Linked DNA regions of Homo sapiens: region 1 is linked to region 2. Evidence: read pairs that join two places in POLR2A ChIA-PET (ENCODE). Cell type or tissue: PC-9. All regions are shown on one strand.

What was found. ChIA-PET counts read pairs that join two places held together with the same protein. Peaks named below come from ENCODE experiments on the same cell type or tissue, not always from the same donor. Only the 100,000 strongest peaks of a DNase experiment are listed, where the experiment ranks them.
Region 1: POLR2A ChIA-PET joins it to region 2 with 31 read pairs; 2 of 35 experiments call an interaction of 5 or more read pairs at or near these places.

What each region holds. Positions count from the first base shown.
Region 1 is chr7:129,862,418-129,867,417 of GRCh38, forward strand. The region is part of intron 3 of UBE2H (ubiquitin conjugating enzyme E2 H); the gene reads right to left. Among named protein-coding and RNA genes, the nearest start is that of UBE2H, 88 kb to the right of the region's middle. In PC-9, no CTCF peak of the experiment used is centred here; DNase peaks (open chromatin) are centred at 2,844 and 3,184; H3K4me3 peaks cover 441 bases; H3K27ac peaks cover 4,725 bases.
Region 2 is chr7:128,884,896-128,889,895 of GRCh38, forward strand. It overlaps KCP (kielin cysteine rich BMP regulator), which reads right to left. Exons shown (of 40, transcript NM_001366122.1): 22 at 3,968-4,144; 23 at 2,320-2,405; 24 at 1,981-2,071; 25 at 1,760-1,842; 26 at 1,569-1,662; 27 at 202-375. Among named protein-coding and RNA genes, the nearest start is that of SPMIP1, 21 kb to the left of the region's middle. RefSeq lists an enhancer at 1-423. In PC-9, no CTCF peak of the experiment used is centred here; a DNase peak (open chromatin) is centred at 4,466; H3K4me3 peaks cover 1,896 bases; H3K27ac peaks cover 2,222 bases.

The DNA of each region.
Region 1 (5,000 bases), 980 kb after region 2:
ATACCTGTAAGGAAAGGTCTTTAGAAAAAATAAGTCCTACATTAGAAGGTCACCAGCATTATGGAGAAAAACACAGCAAAGGAGGAAAACAGAAATGGAAAGGTTGGGGCGGGGTGGCAATTTTAAATGAGATGGTCAGGAAGGGACTTCCTGAGAAAGTGACTTGCTTTGAAGGAGGTGAAAGAGGAGCCACCTGGTACCAAGAGGAGAGGAGAAGGTCACTATAGAGGGAACAGCCAAGTGCAAAGCACATTAGGAGCTTGCCTGATGCTCTGAAGTTTTTTCCTGAAACTGAAGGGATTTGAAAAAGGGGCAGAAAATGAGAAGTGATGTCACAGAGGTGATCAGCATTTGGGGCCCTTTTAAGGACACTGGCTTTTATTCAAGGGAGATGGGGGGGCCACTGAGACTAGTGCCTGAACAGTGACATATTCACATACTTGGCTTAACAAATGGCTTGTGTCCTAAAATAGGCTAGTTGGGGAACAGCTCAATCAGCTCACAGCACCTGAGTGCTGGGGAATGGCAGATCTCAAGCAAAACAAAATGGGAATCCTACAGGGCATTATGCTTCAACGATCTGAGGCCACGGGGCATTTAAAGGTGTTAAGTCAAGCAAATAACTATGGTAAGCTTTAAATGTTTATCAAAACGTCTCTGAAAGACTAAGGTGCCTCCCTCATTGGACATGACCTGGAGAGCACACTTGGAATTAACAGTGTCTATACAGTTTTCAATTAAATCTAGATTTGGCTTAGTTGAGTACAGGAATAAATAACAGAACCAAAAAGGACTTGGTAAACATACGCTTTAGTAATAAATGGTTTGGAGCTCAGTCTCCAGTGCCCCTGCTAAGTACAGAACACCATCTGAGCACTAGTACAGAGGGCAGAATCACACCACAAAGCAAAGTACTAAACAGGGACATGGGTTCTAGCCTCAACTAATCAACTGCAGGCCCTGGGCAAGTCACTTCACCTTGTGGGGTCTGTTTCTTTACCTACGAAGACAAATAGTTGAACTATATGATCTCCCAAATCTCCACTCTTACTCTATTTCTGAAGGCCCTATCAGCTCTAAAAATCTAGCATTTAATAACAATGGCAAGCACTCTGAGAACAGAGGAATTATGGGGAAATATCCAAGAGTTAAGTCCTTAAAGGAAATTAATTCTGTAAGGCAGCATTTTTAGGTACAGAAATTTTCTAGAGAATACAAAACCACCAACATGATAAAATACCATAAAGAGCCACAAAACAAACCCTCTGACTCTTCTAAAGTAGGCAGAAACAGTTTATAACCTTGCCTTTGAGGGATGAACACAACCAGACCAACTCTATCAAGAAACTTTCTACTTTCTAAACTAAAATGATCTCTTCCAATACTAGGTGTTTTTTTTTTTTTTTGAGATAAGGTCACTTCGTCACCCAGGCAGGAGTGTGGTGGTGCAGCACCTTGCTCACTGCAACCTCCGCCTCCTGGGTTCAAGAGATTCTCCTGCCTCAGCCTCCCAAGTAGCTGGGATTACCACAACCAGCTAATTTTTGTATTTTTTCGTAGAGATAGGGTTTCACCATGTTGGCCAGGCTGGTCTTGAACTCCTGACCTCAAGTGATCCACCCACCTCAGCCTCCAAAAGTGTGGGGAATTACAGGCGTGAGCCACTGCACCTGGCCCTCAGGCTTAATTGTTAGAAAAATATCCAAAGCAAATACATGGAAAAAAGCATATCTCCTTGACATTTGTTCTTAGACAAGCTGTGGGCAGTGTTTCTGGCAAAGCCATTTACATTCTGGATAATGATGCCAACAATGGAACTCCTGGACAAGGAGGGGGGAGACAGAGAAAGAACGGGCCAGAAATTCGGAAAAGGAATGTTCTCAGGACTGTGTTGAGTTGGCCCTGGCATGTTCTCCTTCCTTTTGGCAATGCTATCATCACATTAATGAATATGTCTGCAACAAGGGAATTTTCCCAACACTTGTTTCCATTAGACCAGGAACTATTTTCAAGATATTTTAAGAGAACATATTTTGAAAACTGCTTTTATGGCAACATAAGTAGAAGTAGCAGGTTATTTTTAATCTTCATGATTTAAGATTTTATTCACTACCAGGCATTTTCTTTTTCTTTTCTTTCTTTTTTTTTTTTTTTGAGACAGAATCTCACTCTATCACTCAGGCTGGAGTGCAGTGGCGATCTCGGCTCACTGCAGCCTCCACCTCACGGGTTCAAGCTATTCTCCTGCCTCAGCCTCTCAAGTAGCTGGGACTACAGGTGCCCACCACCACACCCAGCTAATTTTTTTGTATTTTTAGTAGAGATGGGGTTTCACCATGTTAGCCAGGATCGTCTTGATCTCCTGACCTCGTGATCCACCCACCTCAGCCTACCAAAGTGCTGGGATTACAGGAGTGAGCCACCGTGCCCGGCCACTACCAGACATTTTCTAACAACATATTTCAGTGATTTGACCAGATTAAAATCAGAACTCCTTAAGTTTTTTGGACAGTTATTCTCTGGCGTAGTTCTAGCACTCGTTAAAGGGGATGGGGAGGATCGTACAACAGGAATAAATGTCCAGCTAAAATGCTTACCCTTCTCTGTCCTGCGTCTTTTAGCAGAAGGGAATTAGGTAATTTATAATTCTGGAGAAGGAATCCAAATCACACTTAATGTAAAACTATTATTATATATCTTAAAAAATAAAAAGTACAGATTACAACAGAAAAATATGCCTTGCTTTTGCTTGTTCCACTCCAATACTCAACTGCTCTAGAATAACAAATCTCATGACCCATAGGCTAATAGGCAGTGAAAATAAATAACATTGTGCTAAGTCATGCTGAAAAACTGGTTTTTATTTCAGCCTCTGTGTCCAGTCCCAGGAAGGGGTCTATACAGAGTTGCACACACTTCTGAGTAACTTCTGACATTGGGGTCAATATGTAAATAAATGAGGCCAAGCTTCACCTATTTTTCCATCTTTGTTCCCTTTATTTGAGAGGATATTAATGATCAAATTTGTGGGTAGATGAAATACTTTGGGCCAATCACCAGAAATTTCACCTGTCAGAATTATCTTGACAAAAGGAGAGGTTAGACAAACGACTTGTGAATCAAGGTAAATCCACCCTACGGTAAACGGGTGAAGATCACCAAAGGCCAAAACAGCAGCTACATCCCAGGGATAAAATAAGCCTAGGCTAAGGTGGTTCAGACAGCTGTGGCTGATGCAATTGCATTATAAGCTTATGAATTCCTGTGAGAAAACAGTTAAGTGAATACATTAAGTCATTCTGATCGTCTATCTTCAGAACAACTGCCCACATAAAGTAGACTGTTCACAACCAAACTGATTAATTCTATTTTTTCAGTAGGTATAATTGTTTAAAATATTCTTATTAAAGACTGAATCTCATCTTCCCTTGCAGTATCTCAGACTATAAATTATTTAAGGGTAATAACTTGGATCTCTGTTCCTAGCACACAGGGTGACCAGAGTAGGGGTGTTCCAATTGAGTAAGGGTGGGGGGGTGCTGCCAGCTCCACTAGTGACAGACATTGGCCAGCTATGTGCAGGAGTCCACAATCTGATAGATTTTCATCTAACCTCAGACAGCCAGGCCCCACCTGAGGCAGCCTGTGCCCGGGTAGAAATCTCTTCAGAAATCTGAGCCTTTCCTACTCAGGAGAGATGGACCTGGGCCTGTCTCTTCTTGGGTGAGGAACCAGGCAAGGAGCTCACTCTCAATGCCCTGTGTCATGGGAACTTCTGAACTGATCCTGTGTGTGTTCAGGAGATCTAAACTCAACAAGGGGTCCTCTTTTCTGTTTCTTCCTTTCTCTCTGGTAATATAGAGTCTGAGGAATGGGCTAGATGGATAAGAAAAGGTCATTTATAACTAAGAAAAGGTGAAGTGTTATCCTTCAATAGCATAACCCTTCTACCAACCTAGTGGATTATCAAAACCTCTGGCCTACTTTCCTTTGGTTTCATTTTTGGGAGACTAACTTCTGTTTTGTTTTCATAGTTTATCTTTCGATCGCTGGGTCGTTCATATAACCACACTGTTGGGTTCAGGCAGTACTTATTTTCATGGTCAGAGACAATACAGTACAGAATACATTGGACTTGAACTCACAAGACCCAACTACAATTCTCTACCACTCTTAGAGTTGTAGTTAAAAGATCAGGCTCCAAAAGATAAATGTTTGAGGTGACAGATATCCCAATTACCCTGTTTTGATCATTACGTATTGCATATATGTACCAAAATAGCACATGTACCCCAAAAATGTGTGTAACTGATGTAACAATACATTTTTTAAAAAGGACCAGGCTCCAGTCAGAATGCCTAAATGCCACTGTGTGAGCCTCTGGGGCAATCTACTTCATCTCTTTGCCTTTCTGTTCCCTTATTCCTAAAACTAGGTTAAATAATGGTATCTACACATCATTAATCGTGAAGATTAAATGAGTTAATATATGTAAAGCATTTGAACAGTAACTGGCATACAGTAAGCATGCAGTAATGTTAGAATTAGCTTAATAAGTTAAATGAACAAGTAATTTCATCTTACTGTCTTCATCCTAAAACTGATTAATATTTACCCTATGTGTCCATCTCTTAATGCTCTTACAAGTGTGAAGAACATGAGAGGATATTATGATTTACATATGTTTCCCATAACTCTGTCACACTAGAAATGGAAAATACAATTATAATTTTTATTTTTAATATTTATTATTTGTGTGACACAGCCCCAGGAGGTCCTGAGAACATGTGCCCCATATTTATTATTAAGAAGACCATCCTACACATGCACACGTATGTTTATTGCGGCACTATTCACAATAGCAAAGACTTGGAACCAACCCAAATGTCCAACAATGATAGACTGGATTAAGAAAATGTGGCACATATACACCATGGAATACTATGCAGCCATAAAAAATGATGAGTTCATATCCTTTGTAGGGACATGGATGAAATTGG
Region 2 (5,000 bases):
GGGGTCCTTCAGGCTGGCAGCGAGGCAGGGGTGGAGTCCTCTATCTCCAGCCTCCCCCTGATCCCAGGGAGTGGAGTGTGCACAAGGACGGAGGCCACTTCTCCAACTGCCTGTCTCTGCCACCCGGCCCAGCAGCGGCAGGGAGGTGTGGGCCCAGGGCTCCCTCCTCGCCTTTCCCCTCCCGCCCCAGGCTTCCAGTACCAGAGCATTGAGGACAGCAGTCATGGGGCCCTTGGCGGGGCTGGGCGCAAGAGCTGATGCACTGGATGCGTGCACAGGTGACGACGCCCTCGTGACACACACAGGAGGAGCAGGCACTGTCGGGGGGCACCCATCTACTGCCTTCGGGGTGCTCTTCCCCATGAGCCAGGCAGCCTGTGGTGCAAAGTGGGCAGGGACGAGCTCGGAGGTTGAGATCTGGACATCTGCTCCTGGCCCCCACCCTCAGTGGTCAGCTAGGCACGTGGCGCCAGGAGTGAGTTTGCAGGGATATGGCGGGAAGGTGCGATGGGGCAGAACTCCTGTCTGTTGTGGAGGGGAAAGGCACTGGGAGGGGTTCAGAACACCTGGGTTCTAATCCTGTTCTGTTCCTACCTGCTCTCAAGACCAAGCTCCAGGCAGCAGGCACTGCCCAGTGCAGCCCGCACCGGCCACAGACCTGGCATGCAGCAGCTGTGTCATAAATGCATGTGGACCAGGTGAATGGCTCCATCGCTAACCATGTGCCCAAGGTAACTCAGTCTCTCCGGGCCTCAGTCTCCTCATCTGTTAAATGGGGATTTCCTCTGTCCTGCCTCCCTCCCAGAGCAAGTGAAATGCTATGACAGTTCTGTGGTTCTGTAGAAACACCACCACACTGCGCAGGGTGTGGGACGAGGGGGCAGTGGGCAGGCTAAGAAAGGCTCAAGTTCAGAGCCAGATGGTCCAAGTGTCCATCTTGACTCTGCCACCTTCTCTACCTCTCTGTACCTCCACTTTCTCGTCTGTAAAATAGGAGGACTAAGAGTGCTTATCTGGTAAGTTGTTGTGCTGATTAAATGAGATAATACACGTAAAGTGCTCAGGGCCTGGCACATGCTACCTGCTCACTGAATGTCAGGTATCTTGATGATGATGATGATGGTGGTGATGATGATGATGATGATGAATGGGGTGTGGTTAGGAAGAGGGGCAGCTTTTTGTTTTATTTTTTAGACAGAGTCTTCTTTGTTGCCCAGGCTGGAGCACAGTGGTGCAAATGCAGCTCACTGCAGCCTCAAACTCCTGGGTTCAAGTGATCCTCCCACCTTGGCCTCCCAAAGTGCTGGGATTGCAAATGTGAGCCGCTGCACCCAGCCCAAGACAGGCAGCTTTGAGGGAACTCTAACCAGCACCTGGAAGAGGGATGGTCTGGGCAGTCCCGGACAGGGAGAGGTAGGAGAAGCTGAAGGTGGCAAGGGTGTATGCAAGGGCCAGTTGTTGGGGCAGGGAGGTGGGAGAAGAGCTGGCTGAGGGGAGGGAGGTGGGGTGGACAGAGGGACACAGGGCCAAGGGGCTGAAGCAAGGGGTAGGGCTACAGGCGGCCATACCTCTGCAGCGAGGGCAGCAGCTCCCCCGCTCGGTGACCTGGAGCTTGCAGGGAAGGGGTGGGCACTGCAGCCGCACACAGCTGACCTGGCCAGCCTGTAGGAGATGCAGGGACACTGGCTCGCTGCCTAGGCTGGGGCCCAGAGGTGCTATGGTCCAGCTGTCACTCCACACCCCCCACCTCCTGCTATACCTGACAGCGACACCACTCACAGCTGCCTGCTGGTCCCTCAAACTCCTCCCCATCCTGGTGCTCCCGGCCCTGAGAGAGACAGCCTGTGGGGGACACACCTCCTGGGTGGGGGGCCTGTGCCACCCTGCCCTGCTCGGCCCAGCCTTAGGCCTGGCAGGAAGGGAAGGGGGAGGGAGAGGCGGGGAAGGGCATGGGGGCCGCGCATGAGGAAGGCAGCTCACTGTGGCAAACAGGGCAGAAGCAGGGGCCTGGAGAGGGGTGGGGGCAGAGAGCTGGGGGACATGGCTTCTTCTGGCAGCGCATGGAACCTTCCTGGGGGAGAGAGGCCCATCACACCCTCAACTGGACTGCACATTTCCCCAGGGCTGGAGCCCCTACTGAGCCTGCAGGGGCCCAAACACCCTCCCTTGGCCCGGGACACCTGAGCCCAGTCCTGTCCCATGAGATGTGAAGGGCAGAGTGTAGCCCTTGCCACCTGAGTGGAGGAGACAGCCTCTTCCTGGCCAGAGAGGAGTATCAAGGGAGGAAAGGTTACCAAGGTCCTAAAGGGGCTGCCTCACCTGGCAGGTGCAGAGGGAGCAGGTAGGGTCAAGTGGGTCAGGAAGGGTCTCTCCGGAGGCAGTAGTGACGCCATGGTAGCGGCATCCTGGCAGAGCGGGGAGTCCAACAGAAGAGCTGCCATCAACAGAACCTCCACTGTCACACACACACACAGCCCCTCCCCCTCCACACATACACAGCCACAGCCACAGACACACACATAGCCACACACACACATACCCATATACACAGCCACACCCACAACCACATACACACACACAGCCACACACATACATACACGCATATACACACAGCAGGTGGGAGTGCAACAGAAAACCTGCCATCAACAGAACTGCCACTGTCACATACACACACAGCCCCTCCCCCTCCACACATACACACACAGCCACACCTACACCCCCCCACACACAGCCACACACACATACATACACAACCACACCCACATATACATACAGCCACACACACACATACACACATATACCCATATACACACACAGCCATAGACACACACAGCCACACCCACACTCTCATACACACACACATAAACACACAGCCACACACACACATACACGCACCCACATACACACATACCCATATACACAGCCACATACACACACACACACACACATACACACATACCCACCTACACACAGCCACACAAACATACACATAGCCACGCACACACATACACATACACACCCACACACACAGCCATACAAACACATAGCCACACACACATCCCCACATACACAGATGCACACACACCCACACACAGAGACCCCCCCACATACACACCCACACACAGCCACACACACACATACACACACACACACACACATCCCACATACACAGACACAAATACAGACACACACACACATACCCACATACACACAGCTACAGCCATACACACACACACACACACACAGGGCCACACACACATACACAGCCACACAAACACACATATACACACAGTCACACATACACACACAGATACACAGCCACACACACAGATACACAGACACACATACGGTCACACACACACGTACACAGACACACATACACTGTCACACACACAGAGCAACACACACACACAGATACACCCACACAGAGCAACACACACACACACACACACATACACAGATACACCCAAACACACAGGCCAACACACACAGCCACACACAGATACACACATACACACATACAGCAACACATACACACACATATACACACGGCCACACACACACAGAGCAACACACACACACAGATACACAGATACACCCACACAGGCCAACACACACAGCCACACACAGATACACACATACACACATACAGCAACACATACATACACACACATATACACACGGCCACACACACACAGAGCCACACACACACAGCCAGACACACACACACACATACAGACACACACACATACACAGCCACACACACACAGAGCCACACATACACACACACATACATACAAACACACAGCCGTGCCCGGGACCTCTATCAAAGGTGAGGGAGTCGGAGAGTGAGAGAAAAGTATGGTGGAGCGGCAGGCAGTGGGAGGGCTGGGAGGAAAGTGGAATCGGTGAGAAAGGCACCCCGGGAGCCCCAGCAGGGGGAATGGAAGGGCAGGTGTGGCTCTACCCTGGCAGGTCGGGCAGCAGTGCCCAGAGGGGATGAGTGGGTGGCTGCAGCCCGGAGGCTCACAGGGCCGGCGGCCGCAGGTCACGAAGCCTCCAAGACAGGTACACAGGTTGCAGGGTTCTCGGGGGTCTGGGAACTCCTGGTTACTCAGGTAGGACTCCCCCAGGTACTCACAGCCTTTCAGAGAAGAGACAGAGAGGCCGAGGGGAGGGACAGAAAGGGATGAGAGGGCAGTGGTCATAGGCTCTGAGCTTGGGCCTGTTATGCATCCAAGATCTCAAAGATCTAGCGTGGGGGCTGGGGGGTCACAGGCCAAGCCCAGGGGGCAAAGCAGTCGTGAGGGGGGCGGGGTTTGGATTGGCCAAAAGGCAAACTTTCTCCCCTTTATCCTGCAAAAAACCTTCCTGTTTAATTTGTAGAAAAACACCCACAAGGAATCTGCTGCCCCTGGGGTTAAATACTCAGCAGGCCATTGCCAGAGGCACCAGTTTCCCAACCCGGAGAGCTGGGAGTAGCCCCAGCTGACTCAGGTGGTGTGGACCCAAGGTAGCGCCTTTCCCACGCTCTTCCGAGCCCACTGATGAATCCAGGAAGGGGTGGGGTCCCAGGGTGGTGACAGCCCGCTCTTGGCACCTCTGCCATTTGCTCACCTCCCTTTTTAAAAAAGAAGGGTGAATTTCAGGCTCAAAGCCTTGGTGGGCAAAAGTATCTGACAAGGATTTAACAACATTATAATTTTAATTATATTCATTTTTATGGTAATGTGGTCCTGGCAAGTCTAATTTTCCACTTACAGTGTGATATAAAACTCCTTTCTAAATCAAATTAAATTAATAAGTGAGTTAATTGGAAGGCAAATAGTAAATAAAATTACAGTTGGTAAGGGCAAGTGGCCAAAATGGCCAAGATCGCACAAGAGTGAGGGAAGACAGGGGGACTGGGGGACTGGGTCTTTTTACAAGAGCCAAATTTAGGCCCAGAGAGGCTATGTAACTTGCCCAAGACCACACGGCAAATAGCAACAGAGGCAGGA